Linked DNA regions of Homo sapiens: all the other regions are linked to region 2. A link is a loop called in an ENCODE intact Hi-C map of the cell type or tissue named here. Cell type or tissue: gastrocnemius medialis. All regions are shown on one strand.

The links. A loop is a pair of places that touch in the nucleus more often than their neighbours do. Peaks named below come from ENCODE experiments on the same cell type or tissue, not always from the same donor. Only the 100,000 strongest peaks of a DNase experiment are listed, where the experiment ranks them.
Region 1: a loop joins it to region 2, with 3 times the contacts of the local background. A loop is called at or near these places in 3 of 110 quality-filtered maps.
Region 3: a loop joins it to region 2, with 2.3 times the contacts of the local background. A loop is called at or near these places in 3 of 110 quality-filtered maps.

Annotation. Positions count from the first base shown.
Region 1 is chr17:66,949,227-66,957,226 of GRCh38, reverse strand. No RefSeq gene overlaps it. Among named protein-coding and RNA genes, the nearest start is that of CACNG4, 11 kb to the left of the region's middle. In gastrocnemius medialis, no CTCF peak of the experiment used is centred here; a DNase peak (open chromatin) is centred at 4,945; H3K27ac peaks cover 1,484 bases.
Region 2 is chr17:67,040,998-67,048,997 of GRCh38, reverse strand. CACNG1 (calcium voltage-gated channel auxiliary subunit gamma 1) reads right to left here and starts at 4,444. Exons shown (of 4, transcript NM_000727.4): 1 at 4,109-4,444. The coding sequence starts at 4,337. In gastrocnemius medialis, a CTCF peak has its summit at 3,753; DNase peaks (open chromatin) are centred at 2,417, 3,857, 4,487, 5,547 and 2 weaker places; H3K4me3 peaks cover 2,584 bases; H3K27ac peaks cover 6,980 bases.
Region 3 is chr17:67,094,485-67,102,484 of GRCh38, reverse strand. The region is part of intron 31 of HELZ (helicase with zinc finger); the gene reads left to right. Among named protein-coding and RNA genes, the nearest start is that of CACNG1, 54 kb to the right of the region's middle. In gastrocnemius medialis, no CTCF peak of the experiment used is centred here; a DNase peak (open chromatin) is centred at 4,244; H3K27ac peaks cover 4,249 bases.

The DNA of each region.
Region 1 (8,000 bases), 92 kb after region 2:
AACCTGTGCTTATAATTTTGATTTAAATACTTACTAAATAAACAATAACTTTTATTATGTTGCTCGTTAATACTCCCTGACAACTAAGTTGAAGCTACTGCTTATCCTCAACTGCCAACAACCACTGATGTCACTGGACTCCAGCACCCTTCGTAATACAGACCCATTAATTTATCTAATCCAGAAATACTGTTGTTGTTTTTTTTCCCCTTTTAGCAGAGCCCTCCCTATTGGTTCATATTGTCTCCTTGGAACCTATGTGGGTCTTCTTGGGGATGAAGACATTATTGAAATTTTTGCTGGTTGGGCACGGTGGCTCACGCCTGTAATCCCAACACTTTGGGAGGCCGAGGCGGGTGGATCACCTGAGGTCAGGAGTTCGAGACCAGCCTCGAATTATTATAAAATAATTCCAACACGCTGAAACCCTGTCTACTAAAAATACAAAAAATTAGAAAAAATTAGCCGGGCGCGGTGGCAGGCGCCTGTAGTCCCAGCTACTCGGGAGGCTGAGGCAGGAGAATGGCGTGAACCCGGGAAGCGGAGCTTGCAGTGAGCCGAGATTGCGCCACTGCAGTCCGCAGTCCGGCCTGGGCGACAGAGCGAGACTCCGTCTCAAAAAAAAAAAAAAAAATACAAAAAAAATAGCCCAGCGTGGTGGCAGGCACCTGTAGTCTCAGCTACTTGGGTGGCTGAGGCAGGAGAGTCGCTTGAACCTGGGAGGTAGAGGTTGCAGTGAGCGGAGATCGCACCATTGCACTCCAGCATGGGCAACAAGAGTGAAACTCCATCTCAAAAAAAAAAAAAAGAAAAGAAATCGTTGCTGTCAGTTGCCAAAACTCTCTTCAAATTCTTTTCTTGTCCAGGAAGTGGCGGCAAAGTGTGGTATACAAAAAGGGCTATGGCAAGCAACTCAACTCTTCCAGGCCCACTCATCCCAGCAATCCATTGGCAGAGTGGCACCTGCTTTGGTAGAGCTGCCATGAGATTTGAAGAAGACATTGGTGCCCTGCTGACCCAGGCAAGATGGTCTGGCATCAGCAGATGTCACCAGGAGATGTACATAACACAAAATAAGAAATCGAATTTACTCATGAGTGAGCAATGCTTCTGGGGCCTTGGGGGCCTCTTCAAGTGGTCTGCAGGATCACTGGGGTGTCTGCCCAGAAGCACTTGCTCCCTGCATGACTGTGGTGGGCCTCAGGGCTTCCCCATGCCACCCTGGCCCACCCAGGGCGGTGCCAAGCAGAGTGAGTTTTCAAACACTCGCATCTGGCTCTACTCTCAGCTGAATCTGATAGCAGACCATTTCCAGATAAACAGGATGGGAGACACATTGGCTTCCTAGAGGAGATACTTTAAATGCTCTAGATCCTTTAAAAATTCAAGGAGAGGAAGGGCGCGGTGGCTCACGCCTGTAATCCCAGCACTTCGGGAGGCCGAGGAGGGCGGATCACAAGGTCAGGAGATCGAGACCATCCTGGGTAACACAGTGAAACCCCGTCTCTACTAAAAATACAAAAAATTAGCCGGGCGTGGTGGCAGGCGCCTGTAGCTCCAGCTACTTGGGAGGCTGAGGCAGGAGAATGGCGTGAACCCGGGAGGCGGAGCTTGCAGTGAGCTGAGATTGCATCACTGCACTCCAGCCTGGGCGACAGAGCGAGACTCCATCTCAAAAATAAAATAAATTAAAATAAAATGAAACAAAATAAAATTCAAGGAGAGATATTCTTTTTTTTTTTTGAGACGGAGTCTAACTCTGTCACCCAGGCTGGAGTGCAGTGGCGCAATCTCAGCTTACTTAAACCTCCGCCTCCCAGGTTCAAGTGATTCTCCTGCCTCTGCATCCCAGGTAGCTGGGATTACAGGCATGCACCACCATGCCCGGTTAATTTTTGAATTTTTAGTAGAGACAGGGTTTCACCGTGTTGGCCAGGCTGGTCTCGAATTCCTGACCTCAGGTGATCTGCCCACCTTAGCCTCCCAAAGTGCTGGGATTACAGGTGTGAGCCACCGCACCCGGCCTCAGAGAGATATTCTTTGACTGGTGCTGTATCTGTTGGGAGTGTCATCACCTGGGGAGTGGTATGGCCCATGACTCAATTGCCCTCTTGCAGCCTTGGTACCCAGAGGTAAGGACTGAATTGCCCTCTTGCAGCCTTGGTACCCAGAGGTGAGACCTTGAGGCTGTTCTGCAGGTAAGGGAGGTAACAGTTCCAAGGTCCCAGTTCTGTGCATGGCTGGAAGCAGCTGCCTGGCCGGCTGCCTTGCTGGGCTGCTCTGCATACTCAACACCAGCAGTCTCTTGTCCTGGAAGATGGGTTCGTGATGGAAGATGATTAATAGCAGCTTGACTTTGTTAAACAGTTACATGTGCTGGGCACCCTAGGACAAGAAAAATGTTGTTATCCCCATTTTAGAGATGGTGCAACTGAGGCTTTGGGAAGGCAAGTAACTGATTCCAGGTCACAGCAAGTAAGTGAAAGAGCAAGGACTCCAGTCTAGGACTGCCTGTGTCCAGGGGACATAGTCTTCCCATAGCTCAATAGTTTTCAACCCCGGATGCCCTTGGCAATGACTTGGGAGATTTTAGAAATATATGCCCCACTCTCAGGTATTCTGACCATGCTGGAGTGGGGCTGGGCATTGATATTTTTTGAAGCTCCCCAGTGGTTGCTGATGGGCAGCCCAGGCAAGATCAAGGGCACAAAGCCATGATGCCTTTGGACCCAAGATCTCCTGGAAAGTGTTTGATTTTCACCAGAATTCATCTTTGGCAGATACAGCCTGGCTCAGACTCTGGTAACTATCAAGGAATGTGGGGCTGGGGGTTCCTGGATCCATTTGGCTGGCTCTGCCACAGTGAGTACAGAAGACAGCAGTTAAGCTGGTGTGACCTGGGAGATTCCATAAGGTTCTTATTGCTACCTCTAGCCCTGCTGCCCAGCCAACTCTCTCTGTCCCCGGTGTGGGTCACACTGTCCCCAAAGGTGGGAAATGCCCATCAGGGAGAATGAGGGAGGCCTCTGGCTCTGCCTTTAGAAGGCTTCCTGGGAGGGGAGAGCTTGAGATGCAGGGGCCAAGCCAGCACCCTCTCCTTTACCAACTTGTCCCACTGGGAATTGTCGCTGAAGAAGACTCTTAGAGGCTGCCGTGGAGAACTGGTCACCACCCAGGTGGTTTACCTGGGGAGCTGGGGAGCTTTGGCATCAGACCAGAAGACTTGAAGGGTGAGAGTGAGAGAGAGGCTGGTGGGGGTGCCTGTGAGGTCCTGTATCCTGGCTGCTCTCTTGGGATGCTCCAGCCCCATCCCTGGGAGCATCACAGAGCCAGGACCGGAGGCTGCCAGCCTGTGGCTCCTCCTCCCTCTTCCTCGGCCAATTCCCAGCAAACCACCCGCTGTACTTGCCAACGGAGCCAGATGCTGCTTTGGGGAAAATACCTTCTGGAGTTTGTTGTCTGAGCCCTCCTAGCTGACACCCACGGTGGAGAAGACGTGTCAGGATAAATGGAAAATCTCTTCATAAATATTTGAAAAAAAGGCAAAAAGGAAAAGAAAAAAAGAATACCCCCCAACTCCCAGCGTTTGGGAGCATCTTCATGATTGTGGTACCAGATGGAGGAAGCAGGTCATTAGCGTTCATCAATTTGTAGTGGGATCCCAGCAAGAGGGCCTTTCTGCGGCTGCAGCCAGGAGCCCCGTGCTCGGCTCCTGGGACTGCGGGCACCAAGGGGCGCCTTGGCTTGCTCTGTGTGCCCAGGGGAGGGACAGGCCTGCTGGAGCCTCTGATGGGAGCCGTGGGGCAAGCACAGATGCCCAGCTGGCTGGCGGGGGAGGGTGACCTGCCCTTTATCCATAATGCATAATTGTGTCTTTAAACCCAGCTGCTTTGGGACTTGATTACAATTGGAGCTCAGGAGCAAGTAGCTTTTAGGGGAGCCCCTGGGAGACGAGTGAAGAGGCCCCGGGGGGTTGAGGTGCTAAGTGGATAGTGCTGGTGCCCACACAATGTGGGGAGAGCAGCACACCCCAGCAGGAAGGCCCAGGGGATGGGGACCTGCCTCCCAGAGAGGGGCTCAGCTGGGGAGACAGGACACTTTCATGCTGAGGCAGCAGTCAGGAGTCCCAAGGCCCCTGTGGAAAAGGGCCCTTCTCAGGTCTGGTGATCAAAGAAACTCAGCACCCAGGGAGAGCACTTGGCCTTGCTCGTGACAGCCCCAGTTCCTGCCATGTGCATCCCTGTGTGTTCCTGGAGCCGGAGCTGCTGCTCTCAGTCCCAGGAGAGCCTGGCCTTTGGGCTCCTCAGACACTTTTCTGCTTGTCCCCCTGCAATGTCACTTGCCTTCCTCCAGGGTCTGGTCCTTGCCTGTCTTGGATCAGGACAGGCAGACTCTTCATACTGGAGGGGGGGATGGTCAGCCGGGCAGGGCCTGGGATGGGGCAGGGTCTCTAGGAGACAAAACCTTGCAGAAAACCTTCATAGGTAGAGAGAAGTCGGGTTCCTAAGACTAAGTGTTGGTGGCTGTGGTCAGCTTGTAAAGGCAGACGTGTTCTGAGGCCTTCGAAGGGTGCCATGTACCCCTCAAAGGTCCCCTCTGCCCTGGACCTCTCTGCCTGGATTGTGGGGCACACAGACAAACCTCCCACTTTTTGACCCCCTGTAGTTTCCAGAGGGGGTGGCCCTCATTGCAGGGTGGCAGTGTGGAGAGGAGGCTGCCTGTGACCTAAGGTGTGTATGGCAGGATGGGAGGTCATAGCAAGCTTGACCAAGATGTTTAGAGCAGCATTTGTTGACCTGCCTCCTGCTCCATGCTGGAAATATTCATTGCTTCTGGAAGGAGGTAGACCGGCCAGGCAGGATGCCTGAGAGGGGTGCGGGCCTGGAGGTCGCGCTGTGCCGCCTGGCTCAGTGATGGTATTTATTTATCTGTCTCTGCCTTGGCTGGCAGAGGCATAAGAATGGCTTCAGCCTCGAGGCTGGATTGCTGTTCACCTTTGGAATGTTAAGTCCGCTTTTAACTATGACTCAGCTTCTCTTCAGTTTATTCACTGTGAGTCACCTACCTGACATGCTGTGTTATGGACGCATCCCTAAATGACCAACTTAGAGAAACTGGCGGTGAATACAAACAGCTACCACAGAAGGCTGGTTGAAAAGCCAGGGCTTTGTTCTCTGACCCAGCGTTTGAGTTACACTTGGTTCTCCAATCAACCAGAAATCGCCGGGTACTCACTCATTCATTTTCTCAGTTGGTGGATGAAGTGGGTTGAATTGTGACCACCCAAAAAGTATGCCTGAGTCCTAATGCCCAGAGCCTGCAAATGTGGCCTTATTTGGAAAAAGCGTTTTTGCAGCTGTAACCAAGTTAAAGATCTTGAGATGAGATCATCCTCAATTAGGGTAGGCCCTAGGTCCAATGACAAGTGTCCTTAGGAGAGAAGGGGAAAAGACACACAGAGGAGAAAGCAGAGATTGGAGCAAGGTGCCAGCAAGCCCAGGAGCACCGCAGACTACCAACAGCCCCCAAACTGAGGGAGAGTCGCGGAACAGGTTTTTCCTAGAGCTTCCTCAAGGAACCAACCCTATCTGCACCTGGATTTCAGCCTTCTGACTTCCAGAACTGTGAGAAAATATGTTTCTTTTTTTTTTTTTAAGCCATCCGGTAATTAGTTACTGCAACCCTAGGAAATGAATACAGTGGCTATCCGAGGGCCTTCCGGTGCCAGGCACTGTGAGCACTACTCAGAATGGAGCTGTGGGCTGGGCACTGTGGCTCATGCCTGTAGTCCCAGCACTTTGGGTGGCCGAGGTGAAAGGATGGCTTGAGCCCAGGAGTTCCAGGCTGCAGTAAGCTGAGATTGCACCACTGCACTCCAGCCTGGGTGATGGAGCAAGGCCCTGTTTCAAAAAAAAAAAAAAAAAAAATACAGCAGTGAACTGTGTAGGTGTGACCCCAGCCTTCATGGAACCTCCCATTCAGAGAGGGAGACAGACTCAAAAGGGGAATTGCATAAAGAGGAATTGCATGACAAGGCTTCTGAGCAGGAGGCAGGTGCCATGGAGTCTATTTCCTCCTTCCAAACCTACTCCTTCTCCAGCTTCTCCATCTCAGTACAGCACCACCATTGGCCTGTGGCTCAGGCCACAGACCACAGGCAACTCATCACCAGATCCTGCCAGTGTTATGTCCAAGATGCATTTCTACCCTGTCCACTGTTCCCTGTCTTGCTGCCGCCTCCTGGCCAGGCCACCTGCTTCTCTCCTCTGGATGCCTGGAAAACCCTCCTCCAGCGACACTGTCCTTCTCCTTCACAATTGCCACCTACATTCCCTCAATGCGTTCTCTCCTTGGCAGCCAGAGGATCTGTGCAAATGTCAATTACTTCACTTGTCTGCTGAAAACCATGTCAGAGAGTCTTCCCGTGCACTGAGGGTCAATATGAATGCCCACACCTGGCCTGTCCTATGTGATCTGGTCCTTACCTGCAACTGCACCTTGAGCTCAGGTTCCCTTTTCCCTGAGAGGCTGCCACACTGGCCACTGTCCCTCCCTCCAATCTACCAAGCTCCTTTCCAGCTCAGAGAGAGTTCTTCTTTCTCTCAGGTCTCAATTCTTGGTTTCAAGTTCAAGTTCAGTCTCAAGTTCAATCTCAGCTGAAACATCACCTTCTCAGAGAGGCTGTTCCAGACCAGTAGTCTGGATGGCGTGCTCCTCTCTTCATAGCTCTCACCCCCATAATCAACATCAGGATTTGCATGTCAGTGTGTCTTTGCATGTCAGCCTGTCTTTCTCATACCTGGCAAACTCCAGGAGGGACCCAGGTCTGTTTTGTTCAATTCTGAAACTCCACCACCTAACGCATAGGGCCTGGCATACAGAAATGCTCAATAAATTATTCGTTGAGTGAAAAAGTAAATGAATATATTTTCTGAGCTATATGGTGAGGAGAGGAGTAAAGAAGAACCAACACTTGTATGGTAAACGCCGCAGCTCCCGAGATCCTACAAGTTTGATATGACAGCAGAGTTGGAAATGTAATTACTTTGTTTTTCTCTCTCTTCCAAATGCCTTGTTTTTAAAGTTGGGTGTTTTGTGTTTTTTTTTCCCCCCTGTGTTAAGTAAATGTGTGTATTAACCCTAAGGCAGCAGAAAAGGAAGGGTTTGCAGGCTTAGTGAAAGCATGCTGCAAAAGTCAGACCCCAAGAAGGGAAAAGTTCCCATCAAATAGAACATCTGAGGGAAGTTAAAATGCACTTGCAGAAATAAATTGGTTGCTGTAGCAACCAGCTCTAGTTCTCCCCCAGAATAAAAACACAGAAAGAGGAGGGGAGGAGGGGGATGCTAGCTAACTCTGATCTAGGCTTAAGAGAAGGAGCTGTCCAAATAGAATTATGGGACAATATTGTGAACCGTGTCACGTTACCAGCATAAAATGACGTTGTGCATGCTTGCCTCGATCTGGCAATGGACTCTCTTACTGGGCTTGATTCATCATTTCCGTTGTCTTCCTGGCTGGCTCCTGTGGGTGGTGGAGTATGTGACGCCTGCCAGACAATGCCTCTTGTCACTCTCAAAGTCGTACACCAGCTCCTGTGTTGAAGTGCTCCTGGAAGCCTGCACTTTAGAGAGACCGCGTGGTGTATCCTTCTGTAATGAGTAATCGACTTCTAACAGACCCTCCTTGCAAATTCAGATTTTTACCTATATATGGTTTTCTAGAGTGGCATCCACCCACTTGTGCCAGGAGAGTTCACTGAAGGTACCAGAGTGGGGAGTGAACTCGCAGGGGTGATTCTCCATTGCATGTTTGGGGTTCGTGAAGAAAGGCAACCCACTTATGGGGGAGAAGGGCAGACACAGGACCCTGGGTCTGGGCCAGGGTGGGTCGTGTGCAGACACCACGGCCTGGATAGATTTTTCGTGAAGTGCGGTGGTCACGGTGAGGAGGCAGCCCAGCCTCGGCGGGTTTTCTCTGAACAGATGATTTCCAGTGTGTG
Region 2 (8,000 bases):
CTTTTTTGCTCCTTTCTCTCTTTCCCTCTCCTTCTGGGACTCCCTTTACATAAACTTGATGGTGTCCCATAAGTCTCCGAGGCTCTCGTCATTTTTCTTTATTCTTTTTATCTGTCTGTTCCTCAGACTGGCTAATCTCAACTGACTTATCTTAAAGGTCACTGATTCTTTTGCCTGCTCAGATATGCCATTGAGCCCCTCTAGTGAATTTCTCATTTTAGTTATTGTACTTTTCAACTCCAGAATTTCTATTTTGTCCTTAAAAATAATTTCTGTGTCTTAATTGATAGTTTCTATTTCATGAGGCATCATTTTCATCTTTAATTGTTTTGATTGTTTTTTCTTTGGATATATTTACTATAGCTGATTTAAAGTTTTTGTCTAGTAAGTCCAATATCTGGCTTCCTTACAGATCTATTGACTTCTCCCTGCCCCATGTATGCCCCTTATCATTTTAGTTCTTTGTGTGTCTTGTATTATTTATGTATGTATTTATTTATTTAGAGACAGAGTCTTGCTCTGTCACCCAGGCTGGAGTGCAGTGGCATGATCATAGTTCACTGTAGTCTCTAACTCCTGGGATCAAACAATTCCCTCACCTAAGCCTTGGGAGTAGCTAGAATTACAGGCACATGCCACCACTCCTGGATATTTTGTGGGGTTTTTTTTTTGTTTTTTTTTTTTTTTTTGGTAGGGACAGGGTCTTGCTATATTGCCCAGGTTGATCTCAAACCCCTGGCCTCAAGCAGTCCTCTCACTTGGCCTCCAAAAGTGCTGGGAATACAGGAGTGAGCCACCACACCCAGCCAGTATTTTTTAAACAATATAATGTGGCAACTCTGGAAATCAGTTGTTCCCCCTTCTTGAAGATTTGTTCCCGTTGTTTGTTTAGTGACTTTTTTGAACTAAGATGGTAAAGTATGTGTTTTTTGTCATGTGTGATCACTGAGATCCCTGTTCAATTAGCTTAGTGACCAATTATAAATTTCCTAAAACGCTTGGCAACAATGCCTCTCCCAGTCTTTACTGAGGGGCTCTGTGCATATGACTTTCATGCTCAGCTAAGCCACCCACATCTCTGCCTTAGCCTTCACTTCCTGCTTGAACAGAGTCTCAAGATAAGGCAGAGAGTGCTTAGGGCCTTCTCAGGTCTTTCCTGAGCATGCATATAGCATTGTGCATGCATGTGGCCTCCTAGATTCCCAGGAATATGTTGGAGCTTTTCAAAGCAACTTATGGACATTTCAGTCTCCAGTTTTTTGGTTAGCCTGTTGTTTTCCCTAACTGTTATCTACTGCCTCAGACAGCCATGATGTTAATCAATCATCTCTAATTATTTTCAACAAACATCCCCAGGGAGAAAGACTATTTGCACTGGATGAGCTCAGAGTCAGGTCAAACAGAAACAGCTTCTCAAGTGGGGGTTTTCAGGGAATCACCAGACAGGTCAAATAATGACAACTCTCTGGGAATGGGCCTTTGATCCAACCCCATTCTCTCCCCTCCAGAGGCTACTGGGATGCTGATTTTCACTGTGATTACGGAATGTTGGTTTGCAAGGTTACCACAGAGCTGGGAAAGGGAAACAGGAATAAGGCAAGTTAAAACACCACAGAACTCACTGGTCCTCCTGAGATTCACCCATTTTTCTTGCTGGATTGCTGCAAGACTTTGGTTAATTTCCAGAGTTCTGAAAATGTTGATTCTGACCATTTCTGCCAGCCTTCTCATTACTATTATGGAGAAGATTATTTTTGGAGGTTCTTTTTCTATCATTTTTTTTCCTGATGTCTTTCAAAGTTAATATATGTAAAGCGTTTACAACAATATTTGGCACACAGGGCTACATGTATGTGCCATTATTATTATTGTTGTTAATAATAGATGACGGGCCACATATGAACCCACTTCCTCCCTCCAGAGAAGAGTGGTCCCAGGGAGCACAAGAAGGGCAGATGGGGAAGGAGAAAGATGTCCATTTGCAGAGAAAAGAGAGGGAAAAAGGCAGGAACATATTTTGGAAGATTACTGGGGGAAAGGTAGTGCTCAGTGTCACAAGTGTGGGAGGTGTGGTTCATAGCTGGTTAGGCTAAGAAGGCAAAGAGGTAGATCCTGTCAGGCTCAAGGCCAAGCAATGCCTGTTGGCCCCCTGCAATTGGTCCAGTCACCTCTCACCAGCCTGTCTCTTCCTTGTGTGGATTCTGCTCACTGCCCAGTCTTCTGCTCTGACTTTAAAAGGCAGATGGTTCCAAGGACGGGTGAACAGGACTGTAACAGCACGTCCCCATGTGTGGTCCCTGAAGAAGCTGCCTTGCCCTGCCCTGCCCTGCCCTGCCCTGCCCAGGGGAGTTGGCTGGAGGCTGTTCCTGTTTATGGGTGTGCTCAGCAGTGGCCAAGGGGCATGGGCATCCGGGCTATGCGATACCCTGCAAGCACATGGCCACACCTGTCACTCTCAGCCCTGGGACTTGGTGTTTCTACAACAGCTGGGCACTTATGAGTCTTCTGGGCCTCCAGTGGGGCTGAACAAGGGAGGGGATCTCTGGAGCAAGCAGGAGGGAAGGAAGAGGGAGCAGAGACAAGGGAGGATGGGGTCTGTGCTCTTTGCCTCACAAGCAGACTGCAAGATCTTTGGGGACTTAGCCCTAGTGTCCTTGAAGGACAGGTTTCAAGGAACACCTAGTCTGATAAAAGAGGAAATAATCCTGAAAACCAGGTGGGACATCACACTGACATCACTCTGCTCCACTGCCACTGTGGATGGGCGTCTGTAAGCCGAGGAAGGGATCTCACGTTGCTGAGAGTCAGTCCCATATTTTATAGAGGAAGAAGCAGAGGCTGAGATGAGCTTTGTCCTCCCTGGATGGTCATTTGAGGGTAGTGGGCAATGGCGATTAGATCCCTGGCTGCCTGGTCTCCATGAGCACTCTTTCCTCTAAAGTGCTGTATTTGCTAAGAATCCAGAAGCCTCTGCATTTGCAGAATAGAGGCTAGTCACGCGACTACCAGGTACTCCTGAAAAGGACCTTACCTTCAACGTGTGGTTCGGTCACACGGTAGGAAATCGAGGAATACGCTTAAATTACAGGGTGAGGAAATGCTTTGTAACTCTGACAGGGTCTGAGCTAAGACAGGATGCATAGAGGACTGAAGTCCTGACAAAAGGACAGGTGGAGGTCGGGCATGGTGGCTCACGTCTGTAATCCCAGCACTCTGGGAGGCCAAGGCAGGTGGATCACCTGAGGTCAGGAGTTCGAGACCAGCCTGACCAACATGGTGAAACCCCGTCTCTACTGAAAGTACAAAAATTAGATGGGTGTGGTGGTGCATGCCTGTAATCCCAGCTACTGGGGAAGCTGAGGCAGGAGAATCGCTTGAGTCCAGGAGGCAGAAGTTGCAGGGAGCCAAGATCATGCCACTGCACTCCAGCCTGAGCGACAAAGTTGTCTCAAAAAAAAAAAAAAAAAAAAAAAGAAGGTGGGGGCAGGTGGCTCACCTACAGCCTACAGCCATGTCCTGCTTCACAGACATTCAACCTGTGCAGCTGCTCCAGGCCCAGAGCCCACAAGGGCCCATGTGTGGTTTCATGTGCTGCTGTCACTGCCTTGAAATCCTTGGTAATTTGGAGCAAGGAACCCTGCATTTTCATTCTGCACAGGACCCTGCAAATTCCATCGCCTATGCTCTCTCCTCTCCTGCCTTGAGGCCAGGAACAAACCTGCCAGCCCCATGGGTCCCCCTAGCCTGAGGACACAGAGCCACCTAGCTTTTCTTTGCAGGGAGAGAGTGAGCAGGTGGGGCCCAGAAGTCCCTGGGCTGGTAGAGCTGCAGTTCCTTTCTTGAGCCTGCCCAGCTCTCTGCTCTGGGCAAAAAGCCCCAAGGTCCAGCCAGACAGAAATAGCTGGGACAAACGCCCTCGTCTTACAACCCAGCCCCAGCCACCAGCACCACACATGCAATTCATATCTTCTTCCCTGGGCAGAAAAGGCTGGGCGGCTGCCCTATTTCTAGGCAGAGAAACCTGCCTTCCTTCGCAAGGGCAACTTTGCCAGGGGGATGACGGGGAAGAGCAGGAGGTGGGGATCGGGACGGAGGGTGGGTACGTTACCCCCGGGCAGGGTGATGGGCCCGCAGGTCTTGCTGTCGTCCATGGGGATGCGCTTGGTACAAATCCGCCAGAGGCCGAAGTGGGCCGCCTCGCAGGTAGTGTTGTGGTGCTCCATGTGGGGGCTCAGCACAGCCCAGTGGTCGGTTACCACGGCTGTCATGGCCAGCACGATGCCTGCCAGGATGCAGAAGAGGGTCACGCGGACCTTCAGCATTTTGGTCTGGGACATGGTGGTCGCCGAGGCGTGGGTGCCCTGGGCAGGGTCCGGCGGCTGCGTCTCCTAGGGCAGGTGACAAGCCGAGCTTGGGGGGTGGCAGTGGTTGTCGAGCTGGGAGTGGCCACTAAGTTTAGTGTGCCTGGCTGAGCCAGAGTGGGCTGGCCTTGGGGCCGAGGGACGCGGGACGTGCTGAGCAGCTGCCCAGACGCGTCAGGGGCCTGAGGGAGGCTGCTATTAATGCCCATCTCCAGGCGTGGCACCGAGGACAGCTTCTGCTCGGGTTTCAGGGTTTTCTGCCCCTCTGGGAGCCAGAAATACCCCAGTGCGGCGGGGCAGGGTGGCAAGGAGAGAAGGCTCTGGATGGTAGATTGAGGCCTCTGTGAGTAGCAGCTCAGGGTGCCTGAGTTGGGAGAGGGCGAGAGGTGGGCAGCAGGGCCCCGGGGGTGGGGATCTGCCTGCTCTGGGCTGATGGGAAAGGGCAGCCCAGGCCAGGGGAGGAGACCAGGAGCTGCGGGCTGCACGGCTGTCCCGGGCTCCCACGGGGTAAGCCTGTTACCGGCAGGGCAGTGAGTAGGTTCTCATCCTGGGATCTGAGGGGCTAGGATTCTGTCTAATGACATCCCGGGAACCCAGTCCAGGGCCTGTGGAGTCCACCTCTTAGGCAAGCGTTTTAGCCACAAACCCCACGGCATCCCCCAAACCATAGGAAGGTTTTAGGTGGTTCCCAGGTCTGGCCTTACCCAACTCTGATCCCTCCACGAGAACATTACTTCCTTTTCAATTCTCTTTCCATCCCCAAAACTGGGTCCAGAGCAAAGCTCTGTTCGAGGTCAGTGTCATTATTGCCTGTAAAGTGTCCTTTGAAACAAAGCGAGAACGGCCCGAAGAGGACGAGGAATCCTGCTGGACTTGGTCATTCTGTTTTTCAGGGCACTGTTTGGTTTTGCCTTCTATTAACAGCAGGTGATAACGACTTTCCAGTTATGTTTGAATTTGAAAAATAAGTGTGTGAGTAAAAAAGAATGAATAGGTTGATTTATAGGGGATCATTAGGAGCTCATGGGCGTGCAGAGAACACAGAAAGCCCGGGATCGACCACCCTCCGACGGTCCTGTGCACCCGCCTGGCCCCCAGGCTGGTCTCCGAGGCTCCAGCCTCTACATCTCTCCTGGGTTGTGTCATCTCTTCCTTCTCGGCTCACAGGGTGGCCCTTTTTGGGTGTAGCCGAGAGGCTGACGCATGACCAGGAATAGCCTCCTGAGCTGGGTGGGGCCTTGAGCTTCAAAATCCTGGCCTCAGATTGACACGATTTACAGAGACTCTGCCCATGTGGACAGAAATGTTTCGGCCTCCAGCCTTAGAATCACAGAAAGTTCATGATGATGATAATCAGAACAGTGGCTCATCTTCAGTGAGTGCTTACTATCTACCAGGTACCCTGCTAAGCCTTCATCCATTGTCACAGTTACTCTTCACACCAATCCACAAGGGGACTACAACGGTTACTGCCATTTCACAGACAAGGACATGGAAGCTCAGAGACATGAAGTCACTTGTCCAAGGTCACACAGCGAGAAAATGAGGAATCCAGGTTTCAGGACCCAGAGCCCAAAGTCATAACGAATGGTTGGAACTGGGAAGAAACTTCATGATCTATTGTGACAGATTAGGAATCTGCAGCCCAGAGAGGAGATGTGAGGAGCCAGGACTACCTGGTGAACAGCCCCAGGGCTGAGCTGAACCCTCGCATCTCCAGCCACTGGCTTGTGCTTATTGCAGTTCCATCCAAACTTCCATATTTTTAAAATCAGTCTCTCATACATATTACAATCTCCTGAGAGCTTATCTCCCCACTGTTCTCATCTCTGCTTCCCTTCCTCCCTGTCCCCCCACCTCTGTGTTCCCTGTGGGTGCTAATCCATCACAACTGACTGATCACTGACTGACTGTTGACATATGCCACCGCCCCTGCTTCAGCTCGTGGAGAAACTGCCTGTCACCAGGTGGGTAGACCATCTCCATGGGGAATTCCCAGAAGCTGGGACATGGCTGCAGCCTCTGAGCCCTCTCTTGTTGTTTGTGGGGGCCCAGCTTCAGGATCCTGGCACCTGGGGATCTCAGGAGGTGCTGTACAGCTTGATTAGACCTACTGAGTGCCAGGCACCCAGCAAAGCAGTAGCTGGGGAGCCAGAAGAGGGTTCCAGTGTTTTAAGACAGAAAATCTAGAAAGAAGCTATTTAATTTTAGCATTACAAGTAAATACAGTGTCATTGGAAAAATGAAAGTGTCTTTTGAATTTCCTGGTGTGGTGGGGGTGGATGCCCTAAGCTCTTCGGTGCCAAGAGCCTCTGACGGCCTTGGAAAGCACCCTGAAAGGGCCCAGCCCAGAGGGTGCACCCAGCGCCAGCCATGATGACATTGCAGGCCCTTCAAAGATGCCAGGCCTTGGTGAGGACAGCAACCAGGAACTTCTGCTGCTCTTTCCCTCCATGGGGGGCAGGTTTGTGCCCCATGCAGGGGTCCAGAGTCCTCCGCCCCAGTGCAGTGAAAGCATTAAAGATTGATGGCCTCTGCCTTTTGAAGTCATCTTTGTGTAAGTCGCACCAGGAGACCCGCAGCTGCAGCTACTGCGGGCAGGTCCACTTTCTCTTCCCTGTTTACTGAAAGCTCCCTCAAATACACCTTTTCTGCTCACAGAGGTGCTGCCGCGCTGCCTGCCTGGTTCCCCAGGGGCCTGGAAGGGCCAGGAAGGGACTTCAGTAGCCACAGGCATTTGCTGAAAGTTGGGCAGGGCAACATCCATGTCCTCCCCCAAGATCTCACCCTTTCCAGGGCAACAGGGAGAGGAGCATCTCAGGGAGGCAGCATGCGAGAGGGGGACCAAGCTAGAGGGTGATGGAGCTGGCCAGCCCCGAGCAAATCCCTGCACTGCTTGGCTCCAGCTGTGCACGTTCCAGTAAGTCATTAGCCTTTCTAAGCTGCCTCTTGTAAAATGAAGGCAACGGGCCTGGCTGCGGAGCAGGTGGAAGGGCTGGAGGGAGTGCGTTGGACCAGCTTAGCCATAGTAGGCGCTATGGGCTGAATCATGTTTCCCCCAAGTTCATATGTTGAAGCCTAACCCCCAGTGTGATGGTGTGTAGAGGTGGGATCTTTGGGAGATAATGAAATGAGCTCATGGAAGTGGGGCCCTTGTGATGGGAGCAGTGTCTGTATTAGTCTGTTCTCACACTGCTAATAAAGACATGCCCAAGACTGGTAATTTATAAAGGAAAGAGGTTGAATGGACTCACAGTTCCACATGGCTGGGGAGGCCTCACAATCATGGCGGAAGGTGAAGAAGGAGCAAAGGCACGTCTTACATGGCGTTAGGCAAGAGAGCACGTGCAGGGAACTGCCCTTTATAAAACCATCAGATCTTGTGAGATTTATTCACTATCGTGAGAATAGCAGAGGAAAGACTCACCCTCATGATTCAATTACCTCCTACTGGGTCCTTCCCATGACACAGAATTATTACAATTCAAGGTGAGATTTGGATGGGGACACAGAGCCCAACTGTAGCAGTGTTCTCATAAGAGGAGACCAGAGAGTGGCCGTCATGCATTTAATAGAGTACTGAGTACTTGATTCAGCGAAGGACGTAATGGTAAGAAATCAATCGCCCTGGATGCCTGG
Region 3 (8,000 bases), 53 kb before region 2:
ATTTAAATGGAAATGGTTGGTTACATTATGTTTCACTTGTTTTTTCTTTTTATAGTAATTTTGATTTTCTTGTGACAAATGAAATACATGGCCAGCACAGAAAATGTAGAAGTTAGAGAAATTATTTATAATTTAACTAGACAAAGATACCTACTATAACATTTAGCCTTTCCTAGCATTTATAGATGTGAATGTATGATCCATTAATGGAGGGAGATTATTTGTTGGGAAAACTTGAAACAATTTCTCTCTGCCCTTCCCCCAATTGCTATGCCCACCTATATCACCACTGAATGGGATCTTGGTCCCATTCTGTAACATTTTTTGCTACTTTCAATTTTTAGACTATTCTCATGTAGATAATTAGGCTTAACTCCATGGATTTTCCTTCCCCACCTCAAACGCAGCAAAAGCCATGGCCCTTGGCTGCTTGGCTAAGGCTGGACATTGTGGTCTGGCAGTACTGCCTGCATCCTTTCCCACTTCCGGTCCTTACAGGTGTGATGGGATGAGGAGGACAACAAAGGGCAAAGTGCCATCTTCTCCTGAGCCAGGCAGTAGACCATCCCCAATTGCCAATAGATTGATAAATTGCTCCAATTTGATTTTAAATGCCAGTGTAAGCTTGGGATTAGTGTTTACATTTTCTCTAGACGTTTAGCCAGTTGTCTTCCTGTCTTTTTGGAATTATTACATTCTCACTAAAGAGATGTCACTTTCCAAATTCTTTGCAATAGCACTGTATCATACTTGCTCCGAGGGGTGGGGGTAGTGCAAAATGAAATGCAGAGAGAAACAACAGAAGTTAATTCTTGACCTCTGAGCTTCCAAAAGTTCAGTTTTTAGTAATTTTGGCATGATTAAGGATTTTTCAAAGGTAATTTTTATCTGTGTGGGATTTTTCACTTTGCATGATAATTTAATACTCTAACCTCTGAGTAAGATGTATTTCTTCATTACATATTGTGATCTATTTCTGGACTTTGTGTTTTTCTTCATCTATAAGTTTCTGTGCTAGAATTATACTGTTTTAAGTTTTGAGATTTTGTGGCATTCTAACCCAGTAGTTTAAAGTCTCCCTTATTACTTTTTCCCTTCCAGTTTCTATATGTGGGGCATGGAGTGGATGGGGGAGGAGGGTCATTCTGTGGTTTTACTACTAAAAAAAAATTTAAAATAACTTTATGAACTCTTTCCTCCTCCTCTGTCCCACCTCTACACACCCTTCTTGGCTTTTTATTTGAAATACATTAAACTTGTAGCTTAAATTGAGGGAAATTTTATCTTTACAAATACTTCTCATTTAATTTATTTCCTTCTTTCCTCCCTCCCTTTTTCTCTCTTCTTCTATTTTTCCTTTTTTTTTTTTTTTTCTGAGACGGAGTCTCGCTCTGTCACCCAGGCTGCAGTGCAGTGGCGCTATCTGGGCTCACTGCAAGCTCCGCCTCCCGGGTTCATGCCATTCTCCTGCCTCAGCCTCCCGAGTAGCTGGGACTACAGGTACCCACCACTGCGCCCAGCTAATTTTTTAATATTTTTAATATTTTTAGTAGAGACGGGGGTTCACCATGTTAGCCAGGATGGTCTCAATCTCCTGACCTCGTGATCCGCCTGCCTCAGCCTCCCAAAGTGCTGGGATTACAGGTGTGAGCCACCATGCCTGGCCTCTCTCTTCTTTCTTTCTCTCTCTCTCTTATTTTTTGAATGTTCCTCTTCAAAAATCTGTAGCATCTTCATTTAAATCTTGAGTATTTCCAATATTCTTAGAGTGATGTGTTTTGTTTTGTTTTTGTTATTAATGGGACCTTTTTTTTCCATTATACTTTTCAGTCATTTTATCTTCAGGGACAAATTCTCAAAACGATTATGTAGCAATGTTGATACTGGTGCAAAGGAAAGCTTTTGCCATTTAAGATGTGCTTCACTATGGAGTAGTTTGATTAAAAGTGCTCATAAGGAATAAATAGAAAATCCTTTTTGAAGGCATCTTTGTAAAAGTCTCGGAGTTGGCTTGTGAAATGGCTCATTTTTGTGTTGTGATATTGTAATGGCTTTCTGATAAAAATGGAATGCTAGTAAGTCACTTACTTTGATCAGCTTTCAGTAAATCGACATTTACTTACATCATCTTAGAGATGACATACATGTTTCAGTGATGTGTCTGCTTTGAACTATTTCTTGTTCTGTGTGTTGGTTTTTCAACAGAGACACTTTGAGCCATCTATTTTCATTTTTTCTTTCAAACAACTCTTGTTTTAAATTAGTTGATAATTTTAATTTCAACATACTGTTGTCTAATCATCGTGACTCCCCCAATTTCTCTTTTTTAGAGGAAAGTATTGTACAGATGTATCTTGAAGATTATAATCTTGGTTGATTATTGCCTATTCTCACTTTAGGAATAGATGGTGATAGCTTATGACTTGTGTTGTATAACGAGGTAGAAATATTGCTGTCTTCTCTGACATAGCTTCTCAAAGAGATCATTAATGTATGATATCTAATAAACCATCTAATGCATGTAACAGTGATCAGCAAATTAATAAATTAGACCTCTATTCATGCTTAAATTATCAAAGCTAATCATTTAAATGAGATGTTCTATTTTAATTAAAATTTCTGGCACCATCGTTAATGAGACTTAGAATTTCAACTAGTGTATTTAGCTCTTACTTGGTGATTAGCTTTGATGGCATAATTATAAATAGAGCCCTTATTAATTAAGTTGCTGACCTTTCCCCAGTTATCTATTTATATACACACAGGTGAAATGGCTTGATAACGTCATATATTAGAGGTATATCTTATAAGACAGTGGTAAGCAAATTAGGAGTTTTTACTCAAACTAAAACTATCTTTAACAGTAAAAATTTATACATGAGTTTTGTAGTTTAGTTTTTTCCTTCTTTCTTAGATTTCCTGTATTAAATGGCTTTTGAAATGTTAGCATTACATTTTAATATTTGGAAAGAAATATTAGCAGAATTTGAAAATCGTGATTATATGTGTAGTACCATAATCTCACAGTAAAACATGAAGCATATTTATAAACACACAATCATATATGGAGTTGATACTGAACTTCACAGAATCTCTTTAAGAATCTCTCTGGCAGGGTAAATGAGCCTTTAAACAACATTAATGAAATTATTTAAGACCTGAGGACTCTAAAATTAAACCTGAGCATCAGTCATTGGTAGGGTTGCCATCCGAAAATAAAGGAACAATCTGATTGGCTGAAGATGTATGTAGAAGGAATACTCACTTCCCGAAACAGAACTGGGCGAAAGCAATAGGAAACAAAGTCAAGAAATAAGAAAAGAAAATAAAAGATAAGAATAGAAACAAGAATAAATAAGAAATGAGAACAGAAAGGAAGGAAAGTATGTTTAAACAGCCTAGGGGCCCACAAAGCTACAGTGTTGATAGAGATGTAAAGGGATTTCTCTGTCAGAAATATTTTTCTTTTGTAGGCTACAGATGTTTTTCTAAAATTTTGGTTTGGGGGCCTTTACTGTATAGGAAGTACCCTCTGGCAGAGGAAAAAAGGACATTTTAAACTTGTTGCCCAGAATCCATTTCATTGCAGTCAGTTAGCATGTCCTATAGTTTTCTGGATTTAAATCACATAAATAGGCTTGGATTTGTCATCACACTTGGAATATTTTAGCGAGTCTATCAAATTGTTGATGGTTGTTAAAGATGATAGATGTTGTTTGGACATTTTTATTTTTACTTTTTGAGATGGAGTCTCGCTCTGTCACCCAGGCCGGAGTGCAGTGGTGCAGTCTCGGCTCACTGCAACCTCCGCCTGCCAGGTTCAAGCAATTCTCCTGTGTCAGCCTCCCAAGTAGCTGGGATTACAGGCACCCACCACCATGCCCAGCTAATTTTTCTTTTTTTTTTTTTTTTAGTAGAGACGGGATTTCACCACGTTGGCCAGGCTGGTCTCAAACTCCTGACCTGAGGTGATCCGCCCACCTTGGCTTCCCAAAGGGCTGGGATTACAGGCGTGAGCCACCACGCCTGGCTTTGTTTGGACATTTTTAATTAAAAGTTAAAATATATTCTTATTGAAAAAGACTTTGATTTATCAAAGACTTTAAATCTTGTAACTTTGGAACTAGTCAGGCCTTAAAGATCATTTAACTCCCCCCTTTTAAAAGGAAACCGAGGCACAAAGATATTAAAGGACTTGTAACTTAAGCAGTTATTAACTCAAGGGAGTGGAGACTCCTGACAGTCCCATGCTGTTTCTGAAGCATCACACTGCTCTTCAGATCTCTATTCCATGAGTAAGGTTTATTCTTAGAAAATGAGAAATGATTGCAATTACACAGAACTAGATGTGGGGGAAAAGCAAAATTATGTTCTTGTGAAGAATTCAATCTTCAGTTGTGTAAAATTTGCCTTTTATTTTTTCTGGGTGGTGGGGAGAAAGGGAGCTAGTTCATTTTAGAATTCTTGATTTCTTGAATTGTATCCAGTTGTAGCTGCTAAATGTTTGACTGCTCAAATGATTAATTTAGAGATCTCAAATATCAGAAATGTACTTAATTTCTCCACATTCTTTAAGAATAAAACACATTCTCCAGCATTACATTTTTTCCAAAAGCTGGAAAATTTATTTAGTTTTAATAATTATGAATCTTCAGAGAAAATTCAAATAGTTGTGGGTCAAAGAGTAAACTTTTACTGCAAACTATTTTATTTCCTATCCACCCCAACATTTGCTCATTGTAAGAGCTGTTGTGCTCTATAATTGTTAATTCACTGTTTCATATTCAAGAACAGTAAACAAGAGTCAGATAGATTCAAGGTAGCTCCAAATGTCACAGCAGTGAACCTGACGTTTTTCTCTGAGATGTAATATTGTATTCGTTCTGGTATCCCTTCTATGACCTTGTATATGGATGTATAGGAAAATAATATTGCTTGGTAGGAAAATACTATTTGTAAATTATAAGTGCCCTTGCCTCTGAGATGCTTCAAATGGCATTTTTTAAAATTTAGACCCAAATTGATTTTGATGCACTGTGTTGCAAAGTCACATTTATTTCAGTATATGGGCATGCCTTGTTTTATTGTACTTTGCTTTATTGCATTTCACAGATATTATAGTTTTTACAAATTGAAGGTTTATGGTAACCCCATGTTGAGCAAGTCTATAAGCGCCATTTTTCTGACAGCACGTGCTCACTTTGTGCCTCTGTATCACATTTTGACAATTCTCACAGTATTTTAAACTTTTTCATTATTTCTTTATCTGTTGTGATCAATAATCTTTGATGTTGCTATTGTGATTGTTTTTGAGCAATCAGTGTTATGTGTATTCTGACTGCTCCATTGACTTGCTGTTCCCCCATCACTTAGTCTCCTTGGGTCTCCCTATTCCCTGAGACACAACAGTATTGAAATCAGGCCAGTTAACAATGCTACCATGGCCTCTATTTAAGTAAAAGGACAAGTTGCATGCCTCTCACTTTAAATCAAAAACTAGAAATGGTTAAGCTTAGTGAAAATGGCATGTCAAAAGCTAAGACTGGCCAAAAACTAGGCCTCTTATAACAGTTAGCCAAGCTGGGAATGCAAAGGAAAAGTTCTTGAAGGAAATTAAAAGTGCTACTTCAGTGAATATACAGATGATAAGAATGTAATGAAACAGCCTTATGGCTGATGTGGAGAAAGTTTGAGTGATGTGGAGAAAGTTTGAGTGATCTGGTTAGAAGATCAAACCAGCCACAACATTCCCTTAAGCCAAAGCGTAATCCAGAGCAAGACCCTCACTCTCTTCAATTCTGTGAAGGCTGGAGATAGATGAAGAAGCTGGAGAAGAAAAGTTGGAAGCTAGCAGAGGTTGGTTCATGAGGTTTAAGGAAAGAAGCCATCCCCATAACATAAAAGTGCAAGGTGAAACAGCAAGTGCTAATATAGAAGCTGCAGCAAGTTACCCAGAAGATCTAGCTAAGATCATTGATGAAGATGGCTACACCAAACTACAGATTTTCTGTGTAGACAAAACAGCCTCTTATTGGAAGAAGATGCTGTCTAGGACTTTCTCAGGTAGAGAGGAAGAAGTCAATACCTGGCTTCAAAGCTTCGAGGAACAGGCTGACTGTCTTGTTAGGAACTAATGCAGCTGGTGAACTTTAAGTTGAAACCAGTGCTTGTTTACCATTCCAAAAATCCTAAGGCTTTGAAGAATGATGCTGAATCCATGCTGCCTGTGCTCTATAAATGGAACAATAAAGCCTGGATGACAGCATATCCATTTACAGCATGGTTTAACCCATGTTTTAAACCCACTATTGAGACCTACTGCTTTGCTGGTGGGCGGGGGAGGGGGGGTGGGATTTTTTAAAAAGATTCCTTTCAAAATATTACTGCTCATTGACAATGCAGTTGGTCATCCAAGAACTCTGATGGAGCTGTGCAAGGACATGAATGTTGTTTTCATGCCTGCTAACACATCCATTCTGCAGCCCATGGATCAATGAGTCATTCTGACTTTCAAGTCTTATTTAAGAAATACATTTTGTAAGGCTATAGCTGCCACAGACAGTGATTCCTCTGATGGATCTGGACAAAGTAAATTAAAAACCTTCTGGAAAGGATTCACCATTCTAGATGCCATTAATGATTCTCTGGCTAAAAAATTTAAGAACAAAAAATATATACTGTATTGCTAAAAAACGCTTTCTTGTTGTGATTGTTGGGAAGAGGTCAAAATATCAATATGAACGGGAGTTTGGAAGAAGTTGATTCCATCACCATGGATGCCTTTGAGGGGTTCAAGAAGTCAGTGGAGGAAGTAACTTGCAGATGTGGTGGAAATAGCAAGAGAACTAGAATTAGAAGTGGAGCCTGATATGACTAACTTGCTGTAATCTTATGATTGAACTTGGGTAGATGAGGAATTTCTTCCCTTTTGTTTTGAAGAGAAGGGTCTTGCTTCGTCACCCAGGTTGGAGTGCAGTGGTGCAATCATGACTCACTGCAGCCTTGACCTCCTGGACCCTGGCAATCCTCCCACCTCAGCCTCCTCAGTATCTGGGGCTACAGGCACATACCACCATGCCTGGCTAATTTTTTTGTTTTGTTTTGTTTTTGGTGTTTGTTTGTTTGTATCTCACTATGTTACCCAGGCTGGACTTGAACTCCTGGCCTCAAGTGATCCTCCCACCTTGGCCTCCCAAAGTTTTGGGATTACAGGCGTGAACCACTGAGCCCAGTGAGAAATTTCTTGTTATGGGTGAACAAAGAAAGTGTTTTTTTGTGATGGAATCTACTCCTGGGAAGATGCTGTGAACATTGTTGAAATGACAACAAAGGAGTTCAAAGGATTTAGAATATTCCATAAATTTAGTTGATAAAATACTGGAAGGGCTTAAGAAGATTGACTCCCATTTTGAAAGAAGTTCTGTGAGTAAAATACCATCAAACAACTTTGTGTGCTATAAGGAAATCTTTTGTGAAAAGAAGAGTCAACTGATGCGGCAAACTTTATTATTGTCTTATTTTAAGAAATTGCCACAGCCACCTCAGCCTTCAGCAACCACCACCCTGGTCAGTGAGCATTTTTTAGCAATACAGTATGTATTTTTTGTGATTAAGTTTTTTAGCCAGAGAATCACAAGCAATACATTATTTTAAAATTAAGCCATATACATTTTAAAAAATGTCTTAAAGAGTGTCTCACTATGTTGCACAGGCTGGAATGCAGTGGCTATTCATGGGTGTGATCATAACTCACTTAAGCCTCAAACTCATGGGCTCAAATGATCCTCCCTCTTCAGCCTCCCAAGTAGCTGGGCCTACAGGCATGTGACACCATGCTTGCCTTTATACATTGTGTTTTTTTAAACATACAATGCTATTGCACACTTAATAGATTATAGTATAGTATAAATATAATTTTTATATGCACTGGAAAACCAAAAAATTTACGTGACTCACATTATTGCAGTATTAGCTGTATTGCAGTAGTTTGGAACCAAACC